Regions from separate parts of the Homo sapiens genome. Here all the other regions are linked to region 1. Evidence: chromatin contacts called from ENCODE Hi-C data. All regions are on one chromosome and are shown on one strand. The core of a region is the stretch at or near the end of the contact, and the rest is flanking DNA. Distances in the headings are between cores, read along the strand shown. Region 1 overlaps LOC107987026 (a long non-coding RNA gene). Region 2 overlaps CDKN2B-AS1 (CDKN2B and CDKN2A antisense cis and trans regulatory RNA 1). Region 3 holds the start of IFNA16 (interferon alpha 16).

Region 1 (3,327 bases), core at 176-2,675:
CCCAGTATTACTTACCTCACTCACAGATGTGGTTAACATGTACATAGCCTACTGGTCTATGTTACACTGTTTCACGTTCCAGCTGAACAATACTCCCCTTTAAGAAGCATCAGAGAACCCAAATTACTGCATGATACCTGACTCAACTTGTTCCTCTATTGTAGCATAAGATTAAAGCATTTTTTCATCGACTTCTCCCCTAACCCCCAGTCCTTCTTAATCCTCTATCTGGCTGATTCATAACAGCTGTTAAATAACTAGACATTTAGGTAAAGGCAAACTGAAGCTATAAATCAATGTGTGTGATTTAATAACCAACTCTTTCTGGCGCAGCTTGCTCATACTGTCTTGGTTTGCTTTTTTTTATGCTGACTTAAGCTGCAGCATCTGTATGAAGGGGTTTAGCACAATTGTAAATACTAATCTCCAGGCTGCCAATGTCATTACGGAAGTAGATACAAGTAAATGAAACTCACAGTACATTTCTATAGACACTGTGGGTGATTTTGAAGACATATGTATCTTCCAAGCTGTTACAATCTTCCTGAATGTGAGTATTTCTTAGGACTGTCTTCGTTGTAAACTACAGAAACCAGCATCAGCTAGTTTAAGCAGAATAGGGGAATTAGAAGGATACAGAATGTCCTAAATGTCTTACAGAATCCAGCTGCAGGGATGCAGTGGGGCCTCAGGAAGGGGCTGACACCAGAGCCTAGAAAGCCATCGAGATTTTCTCACCATTTTACCTCTCTTCCTCTCAGTCCATCTGTTCATTCCTCTTGCTGTCTATCAACTGGTTTCTTCCACGTGGCAGGCATTGGCTGGTTGTTCAGCAAATTCCTTTTTTTTCTTCTGGGGATGTAACTAGACCACATGGGCCATTAGATGTAACCACGTAGCTCACTTCTGGCTTCCACTTCAAATTCTGACCTATAAGCTCCCATGAAATTCTGTACTTTCTATCTCTCCTAATCTACCGGCAGAATGATGAAAACTAAAGCCTTGGAGGAGGTTAGGAGCCACAGGATAAAAGGAGCTTGGTCCCTGAATAACTGCATGCCCCCTGCCCTATCATCAACACCTCCCTCCTCCACCATGGACTTGATGTTACTGAGAAGTAAAGTGCTATCTGTTAAGTTCTACCTATTCCGTTAAGCTATTAAGATTTGAAGATTTATCTTCTATTGCAGTTAGTATCACTCTAAATCTTCTTTCCTTGTGTGGAAAATACGGAGCCTGTGGCTTCAGAGCTTATGCTTTACAAATACAGCCTTCTACCAACAAGAAAAAAAAAAAAGCCTTCTCTCAATTGGTCTCAATTCCAAATTTTCAAAAATCAGAGTCGGATTGAACCAGTGGGTCAACTCCTACCCTTGATACACTCAACTTTGATAAGGGAGGTTAAGTCGTCATGCACAAAGTGGCCACTAGAGGGTACACTATGTGAACATGAGTTTTAAAACCAAGACTGAGCCTTGAGTTCTTGTTTTGGCTCTGCGGCTAACTTGTTGAGTAGTCTTAATGATTGCACTTAACCACTTTAGGCATCAGTCTCCTCATATCAAAATGAGAAATTTAGATGAAGTCCTTTCCAAAATGTTTTTCTACTTTACTATTATATAATCCATAAGATTTCATACTATGCTCAGAAAACGACCCTTACACAACAAAATCAGAGTTTCCCAGAATTTTTTTTGCAGTTTAGCACAGCAATGCTCAAAGTATCACAGCACTTTTTGTGATTTCCCAAATAACTTGCTTAGTGTCCTAAGATCATAGGAATGAATAAGGTTACCATTCTAAAAGTTAATCGTGTGTTCTTTGTGAAGTACACTAATGGCTTCTTCTGCTGAACTTTCTTAAGAATTTCATAATTTTGGGATTATATAATCCTAGATTATACTATACATAATTATATACTATGCATTGATTAAGAGCACAGATTCCAGAGCTGGATTGCCTGGGTAGATCTTAAGTCTACCTTCTACTAACTGTGGGATAATATTTACTTTAGAGAGTTATTGTGGGGATTTTTTTTAAATCATACATATATGGCTCTAGCACCTAAGTGTTCAATAAATGTTTGCTTAAAAGAAGAATTTCATTTATTCTATTGTAGTTGTTTAAGTATCTGTCTACACCAATAAACTTTGAGCCCCTAAAAGCCAGATACCCAGTTTTACTGAATTTCTTGTCATTCAGACTCTAGCCTAGAGTTTAAGCACATATCTACTTAATAAATAACTTTAAATGAGTAAATGAATAAATTAATGGTATTCTCATGGAGCATTGAGTTTGCCTTACAAAAATACAAAATAATCTGTATTTTTCTCATTTTAAGTTCCTTCAATTAGTTACTTTTTTTTACAGATATTTCTTCGTAGGCCGGAGGAGCATTCCTTTATGAACAGCCTTAAGGTATGGCCATTCTTCTACTGCAAGATTGATAGCATGAGGCTACAGATTAGCATTACTTGGGGAGCTGAGGAGCTCTTTAAATATTCTGATGCCTGGGTCCCACCCAGATCTAATAAGTTAGAATCTTAGTGGTGGGGGTAGGGCGTATGCCTCAGGATATTTTTAATGCTCCCCTGGGCAGCAGTCAGGCTTGAGAACCTCTATTCTGGCTTATCTGTTTATTTTGCTGTGATATATTAAGTGTATGTTTCTTTCATTATTGTAACTTAGATTTTTTTACCCTTTCACTTGCTCATCACAGCCCATTAGGCATTGTATTACTCAGAGTTCTCCAGAGAAGCAGAACCAACAGGATGTGTGTGCTTGCGTGTGTGGGGGGGGGATATCTATGTGTGTGTGTTCATGTGTGTGTAGGCATGTGTGTGTCTGAACCAACAGGATCTGTACCACATCCTGTTAGTACACATATCTTCATACATATAAGAAGAAAGACTTACTTTAAGGAATTGGCTCACACAGTTGTGGAGGCTTGGTAAATCCAAAATCTGCAAGGGTAGACCAACAGGCTGGAGATCCAGGGAAGAGTTGCAGTTTGAGTGCAAAGGCAGGCTGCTGGCAGAGTTCCCTTTTATTCTGAGGAGTTCAGTCTTTTTCTACTAAGGCCCTAACCTGATTGAATGAGTTTCACCCACATAATGAACGGTAATTTGCTTTACTCAAATTCTACTAATTTAAATGTAAATATCATCTAAAAAACCATTACAGAAAAATCTAGAATAATGTTTGATAAAATACCTGGGTGCTGTGTGACCTAGCCAACTTGACACATACACACACATCACAAGCACTTGGGACCTCAATTTTTGCCATTTCCTCTGCTTAAAAATGTTTTCCAGTAGCTCCATGTAT
Region 2 (3,569 bases), core at 76-2,575, 340 kb after region 1:
TTGTTTTTGTAATACCTTTATTCCCAAAGAGTTATGCTTATAAGAGTAACATAAATGTGTTAAACTTGGTATTGATTTGATGATTTCATAAACCCCAGACTCCTTGAAATTCTGCAGGTTTTTGTGAAAGGACTTGCTTAAAATCTTTGCTAATCTACCTGAATTTTCTTCCAAAGGCAGTTATATACAATGTTTCTTAAAACTAATTCTCCAAATTTGCAATTTGGCAGCATCCTACTGGGACTCTAGAAGGCTGATAAATCATGGAGAGTAGGTATTCATATAGGAACTATGAAAGCTGTATGTAGTAAACACTACTTAAGAAGGCCTTACATTTCATAAAAAGTTGGAGATTTTTGTGGAGACTCATAAAATGCATCCTTTATATCAGTGAAGTTTTTGCTTCTAGGTATATTATACTCACATCGAAACACTCCAGGGATTTTGTTTTCAGCCTGCATATACCACGTATATTTATTATCTGGATAGATAAATTAGACGTATACATTTAAAGGAGTTTGCATCAGCTGCTGCTAGGAAGTTTTTCTTGTGTTAGTTAAGATCCTGTGAAACAACCCTTGACATTTCACTAGCTGCACAGTTTGTAATAAAATCCATTTTAGCCTGAGGTTAAATCATGACTGTGGTCCTCACATCATGGTGGGGGATCCTGGTGGCCAGATTAAAGGAAACTCCACATTCTCATTTCTGACTTCCCTACAACCTTGTATTAAGACCTTAATTGAAAAACTTATTGCCTCTCTCACCAAAATATTTCAAATTTTAATAGTTTCCCCCAATGAAATTACAAGTACTATTTTACTTTTTTCAGTGCCCTTGGAATTTCGAGGCTGGATGGGGGGCTTCAATGTCTGACTCATTAAGTGTTCTATATACAAAGCCCTACATGGTCCCTAGAGCATAGCAGGCATTCAGTGAATGAAATGAATGAATGAAAAGCTAGAGTCACATTTTAGTGACCTAACTGTATATTTTCAGAGTAATGTAGTGCTTAAAAAAGGACAATGATAACACGTTTCTACAAAGAGATGCATGACAGATAACACTTCTCAAGAAGAAGGAATTTAGCTTCTGTCATTTGATCTAGGTTTTCAATTACAGAAGCATTGAGAATTTCCTGTGGCTGGATAAGGGCGAATCTTTAAGGCAAGTTGAAGACCCAGGCTGCCCATGTGGACATCAATACTCCCACAGAGCACTCTTCATGAAGAAAAGTGTGGGCTTGCTGTCTTTTCATCAAAACTCGTAGAATTTGGCTGACTGCCTGGTTTATCCCAGGACATTAGTCAGCCCACAAATCCCGCATTTGTTTATTCAGTCCAGAGCAAGTGAATACTGCCATTTTCTCATCTCCTTTGTTGGCAACACTTTGTTAACCTGAATTGGGTTCTCAACATAAAATGAAGTGACTAATCTTTTGGGGGGTTCCCCCTCCCAGGTTCTTGTATGAGCAACTAAATCTACACACCACAAAGCCCCATGCTGTCATTTTTTCTCATCCTGCCCCTTTATTTTGATGATTCCACATTGTAGTTCATGAAACCAATACCTTCTAGAGTGTGGCTGAACTGGCGCCAGCATTAAGAAAAGGAGTTTCCAAACTTTTTAGTTTTGTGAGAAAATGTTAGAGGAAGAGGGAGGTTAGGTTGACTATTTATACTTATGTAATCTTCTGTGAATTTGCAGTAGTTATCACCTTGTACTCTCAAAAGTTTTCTAGCTCTGAGTATGTGAATCTGAAAGTGCAGGAAGTAGGAATCTTAGCACAAAACAACCAGTTTGGATTATCACACAATTAATATGGGACGGAGCTGGAGGATGGACCTGAACAGAATGTATATTCTTTATCACTAGGTTATTTATCTATCTACAGATGTCTAGAAAGACCTGGGCTTTTTTAGCAAACGTTTGAGAATCTAGGTTTCTAAGTTTCCATTGACCATGAAAGAGTGATTAGTTTTAGAAGACAGTTGGGGGCAACATTGTGCAAGTCAGAAGAGGGGATGAAGAAAATCATAAAGCTAAACATGTTTGCCATAGGCCCAGGCTGTTTTTCAGCATGTTTCACCTAGCAGCTTGGCAGATAATTCCCAGTGATCATTAGGTCTGTGGAAATTCTGTTTGGTTTATAAAGTTTTGGCCCTGACTATGTGTACCACTGATAACTTGTTTTTCTCTCTCTTCCCTTTTCCTCCAACTCGTAGCCAGAGCTACCTTCCAGATGACTTCTTTCTACCACTTTCTTTCTTCCCAGTGTAAGAGAATGCAAGTATATGCTGATGTTTGGAGCAAGAACATTCAAAAATTTTCTTATTAACATAACTTCTAATGGAAATACAGTATACTACTATGGTGCATACAAAGAAGAAATAGCAACATATATTTGTTTTAGACCTGATTGCTGTATTTTATTCCTTAGGTCCTCCTTGATGTCTTGTAGACCGTCACTAGCTAATTGTTACAGCCATCGAAGGAAAAAATAAGGATTTTTACTTAGGACATACGTAACAGAAAAAGAGATGGTTTAGCAAAAAAGCACAGGCTTTGCAATAAGCAGCCTTAAATTAAAAAAAAAAAAGTTAACTCATAACTAACTGTGTGACCTGGGATAAGTTACTGACCCTCTTTAGGGCTTAGGGTCCTAATCTGCAAAACGGAAATTATAATAATAACCTTAGCTAGCATTTCTTGTGCACATACTATAAGCTGGTGATAAACAATTTATACACACTATCTCATTTAATCCTCACAACAATCCTGTGAGATAGGTACTATTATCATTTCTATTTTACAGATGAAGAATCCAGACATAAGAAGTGAAGTTAAGTAACTTTCTCAAGGTCGCACAGCTACCATATGATGGAGCTGGAATGTGAATCTCTGCAGTTTGACGCCAGAGTGCATGCTCTTAGTCACTACATTTGTCTACAAATCTAAAACACGTAAGACACATAGGAGGTGCTCAGTTAGTGGTATCTATTATTAAATCAGACTATAAATAATCACCAGGCAATACTTGAAAGGCCACAAACAATTTCTTAGGATTTGTGACAATACTAATAATTATAACTGATTATGAGCATACCTTGTGTCAGGCACTTCTTTTCATAGTATTTCAGTCATTATTTAAGAGATTTATTCTTATTTTTATTTTTCTAGTGAGAAAACTGAGGCTCAAAAAAGCCGACAAATTTGTTTAGGATTACAAAAATATCAAATGATAGGATTGAAAATCAAATCCATATCCTTTCTATGTGAAAACCTGTGTTCTTTCAGCTTTTTTTATTTTTATTTTTTTATTTTTTATTTATTTTTTTAAATTTTTATTTATTTTATTTTTTTATTTTATAAGCCTTTTTATTTTTATTTATTTTACTTTATTTGTTGTTGCTGGTGTTTTTTTCTTGAGACAGAGTCTCACTCTGTCTCAGCTCACTGTAACTTCTGCCTCCCGGGTTCAAGCAATTCTCCTGCCTCTGCCTCCCAAGGAGCTGGGATTACAGGCACCTGCCACCATGCCTGGCTCACTTTTGTATTTTTAGTAGAGA
Region 3 (3,502 bases), core at 13-2,512, 490 kb before region 1:
TATGTTCTGCTAAGAGGAATTCATTGTTTTTTTTTACTTCCTCACATTACAGCAGTTAGTATAACTGATATTAATTCAGCATTATTATTGTTTTTAGAAACATTTCCTGACAAAAATCAAAGATACAAGACAACAAGAACTGTATTTTTTATGTTCAAGTTTATATCCTGAAGGCAACATATAACGTGGTATAGAAAAATATATTTTTCTATAACTTGAATAAAATTATGATAGGTAACTTACTTAAATCATCTATTTTTAAGTCAGGTTATACAGTCAGGCTTGGTATTTAATCTTAAAAAATAAACAAACACAAGAAATTTTGTATAGTAAAAATTTAATGAAAAGGAAGTTAATATATTAACTAAATATGAAGAACATATATTGTTACATTAAGCAAAATGTAAAGGTACACATGATATTACATAAAACATGATTTAAACCTTAAAAATAGTTAAATAAATAAATATTTAAATAAATAGATGAATAGAGACATCAGCATGGTCATCTGTAAAGGACTAGTGCCTGCACAGGTAAACACGATGCTTCTTTACACTCCTGAAAACATTTGAAAATTTTGATTCAACTTGTGGTGGTTATAGAAGTGAGTCTTTGAAATGGAAGAACTCATGAAAGTGTGAGATGATGTATTAATCAATGAGGATCATTTCCATGTTGAATGAGTTTTCAATCCTTCCTTCTTAATCCTTTTTGCAAGTTTGTTGAAAAAGAGAAGGATCTCATGATTTCTGCTCTGACAACCTCCCAGGCACAAGGGCTGTATTTCTTCCCCATCAGATAAAGAGTGATTCTTTGAAAGTATTTCCTCACAGCCAGGATGGAGTCCTCATTCATCAGGGCAATCTCTTCCACCCCAACCTCCTGTGTCACACAGGCTTCTAGGTCATTCAGTTGCTGGAAAAGTTCAATGTAGAATTTGTCTAGGAGGGTCTCATCCCAAGCAGCAGATGAATCCTTTGTGCTGAAGAGATTGAAGGTCTGCTGGATCATCTCATGGAAGGCAGAGATGGCTTGAGCCTTCTGGAACTGGTTGCCATCAAACACCTCCTGGGGGAATCCGAAATCATATCTGTCCTTCAGGCAGGAGAAATGAGAGATTCTTCCCATTTGTGCCAGGAGTATCAAGGCCCTCCTATTACCCAGGCTGTGAGTCTGAGGCAGATCACAGCCCAGAGAACAGATGGATTTGTAGCTGAGCACCAGCACGGCCATCAGTAAAGAAAAGGACAGGGCCATTGGGATGTTGCAAATATTGCTAGGCTACTGGAGATGGGTAAACTTGAACCTTGGCCTCTAGGTTTTCTGAAGACTTTGCTCTGTGCATAGTTCTTAAATAGTGAACATACTAATTTCCATTTTCTAAATGCCCTGGTTTTACTTTCTATCTCTGTTTTTGCTTTCTTTATGCACTCTCTACATGTGTTTACATATGTTTTTCATTTTGTTCATCATTGCCTATTTTTCCCCTGCACTCAAAGACTTTTATGGTATTTTTTACTAATTGGAATCTTCATGAAATTTTAATAACACAGATTTGGCATATCTATTTATGTATACTACGTATACCTCTACTTCACAGATAAAAACTATAAAGTTTGCTCTTTTTATTCAATGTAAAGTTAAGAATGACAGAAAAGTTAAACTAAAATCTAAGTTTAAAAGCTGTTGACATATAACTTAATTTGATAAGTATATTTCTGGAATAACTTTTAGTGTAATTCATTAATGTAAATTATATTTTATCAAATTACATATGCAATATAAAAGCTATATAAATACACGTTAATATGAATGTAATTACATACTGAATCATTGAAAACTACTAAATATATGAATCAATAATTTTTTAAAATTTTTCTCATAGTGTATGAAGCTTTGAATTTTGCTTAATATGAGAAAATAATTTGTAAACTTTACTAGCTGCAGTATTCATCCAGATATTGCCAACACTTTTTTCTTTTCAGCACTTGACATAAATATTGATGTGTTGAATAACTGTACTAGAAATAAATCATATGATACAAGCTATTTGCATTGAATTCTCAAAGTCTACAAAACATCCTGAAGAACTGAGGATCAAACATAAGCAATAACCATAAGATAGTCAATGGCAGCCCAAAGGTGTGCAGGTTAAAGCCACATATTATGATAAGATTTTAAGATCAAGCAAAAATGGACAGAATGTCCTCCTATCACAGTCTTCTATTTGCCATAGGTTTGTAACACTGATCTTGCAAATATTTTGTGTATCTTCAGGAACTCAATATCAGTGCTTCTCATGTGATACAGCAGAAAATCCAATGAGAGAGATGTATATTAAGCAATGAAATTTTGTTGGACAGAGTTGTTAGAGAATCACCAACTATTGTAATGTGTTAGGTTAGTTTATACTTCGAGAACCCTTAGGAGAAGTATCACATAGACATATGTGACTTAGAATATATTATCATGTAAAGAATTAATTTTCAGAGTGGTCCTGAACTCTGACTCTACCTTTTCTTTTGCCTAAGAAGTTAGTTTGCCTTGGCCCTATAGATACTGAGTCTTTAAATGGAATGAGGTCTGCTTTAGCAAATCAGCTATTTAGTAAGTGGAGTTTTTACTAGTTTCTCATTTTTTCTTCTACTGGAAAGTGTTCAAGAATGAAGCTATTTTGCTTCCTCATGGCCATATTTGCTGGGATTGTAATAGACAATGACAAAAGTTTCCATTCAGCTTTTACTGAGAGTCAATAATGCCCATTTAGTTTACTGCTTAAACCACTGGGATTCTAGTTTTTTTAAGGTTCATGTAGATCTGGGGATACAAGTTGCAAGAGCAGCATAATATCATCCTTTGCTAGCACTATGTTAACTATTTATGGCTTCATCTCTAATCTGTCCTCTATTTTGTGATAATAGAAAATAAGTAGCCTGGTGTCAAATACAGAGTCACATATCTAATTTCAAACTCTCCAATTCACACAGTTTATAGGAATCAGACAATTTACTATTCCCAAAAGTAGGGAATAATAGCCTCTATCCCCCAAATAATCCTACAGCTTTCCTTCCCTGGATCAAATCCCCAGAATGTGTATGTGAACGGTAGATACTTGTGACATCATTTTTCCATCATTTATAAATTTCAGTTTCAAATCACGTGATAATCTTTAGATGACACTAGTAGAAAATTAGCCTGTTTATATAAAGGTAGAGATTATGAAATGGACCAATTTTAGAAAATAACCAAACACATTTTATTATTCATTATTTTAAATGATTCACTTAAATTCTTTATATCATTGAACAATTAAAATATTCTACATTTTGAAATGTGCACAGGGGTTTCCATAATAGAGGAGGTTTCATTTCAGAAATGTATATTTTGTACATTAATTTAGTAGTTGATCCAGTCAACACATTTTTATTGAATTTTGGGCTAATCCTTTGTATCAGACCCGGACAATACAGGGCAATTTTGCCCAAGTTATTATGCTTAGTCT

What was found. A loop is a pair of places that touch in the nucleus more often than their neighbours do. Pooled maps may share reads with other maps.
Region 2: a loop to region 1 is called in a map with no recorded cell type, with 1.9 times the contacts of the local background. The contact joins two enhancer-like sites. A Hi-C loop is called at or near these places in 1 of 168 maps with a recorded cell type or tissue (CD4-positive, alpha-beta T cell) and 4 of 37 single-sample maps with no recorded cell type.
Region 3: a loop to region 1 is called in a pooled map, with 2.4 times the contacts of the local background. The contact joins the promoter of IFNA16 here to the enhancer-like site in region 1. A Hi-C loop is called at or near these places in 4 of 50 pooled maps.

What each region holds. Positions count from the first base shown.
Region 1 is chr9:21,708,232-21,711,558 of GRCh38, forward strand. The region is part of intron 1 of LOC107987026 (a long non-coding RNA gene); the gene reads right to left. Among named protein-coding and RNA genes, the nearest start is that of MTAP, 93 kb to the right of the region's middle. Within about 2 kb of position 1,426, at least 2 of the 41 ENCODE cell types and tissues checked have a DNase peak (open chromatin) inside an H3K27ac peak, as active enhancers do.
Region 2 is chr9:22,051,371-22,054,939 of GRCh38, forward strand. All of the region lies in intron 6 of CDKN2B-AS1 (CDKN2B and CDKN2A antisense cis and trans regulatory RNA 1), which reads left to right. Among named protein-coding and RNA genes, the nearest start is that of CDKN2B, 44 kb to the left of the region's middle. Within about 2 kb of position 1,326, at least 5 of the 41 ENCODE cell types and tissues checked have a DNase peak (open chromatin) inside an H3K27ac peak, as active enhancers do.
Region 3 is chr9:21,216,049-21,219,550 of GRCh38, forward strand. IFNA16 (interferon alpha 16) reads right to left here and starts at 1,263. Exons shown (of 1, transcript NM_002173.3): 1 at 325-1,263. The coding sequence starts at 1,257. The coding sequence ends at 688.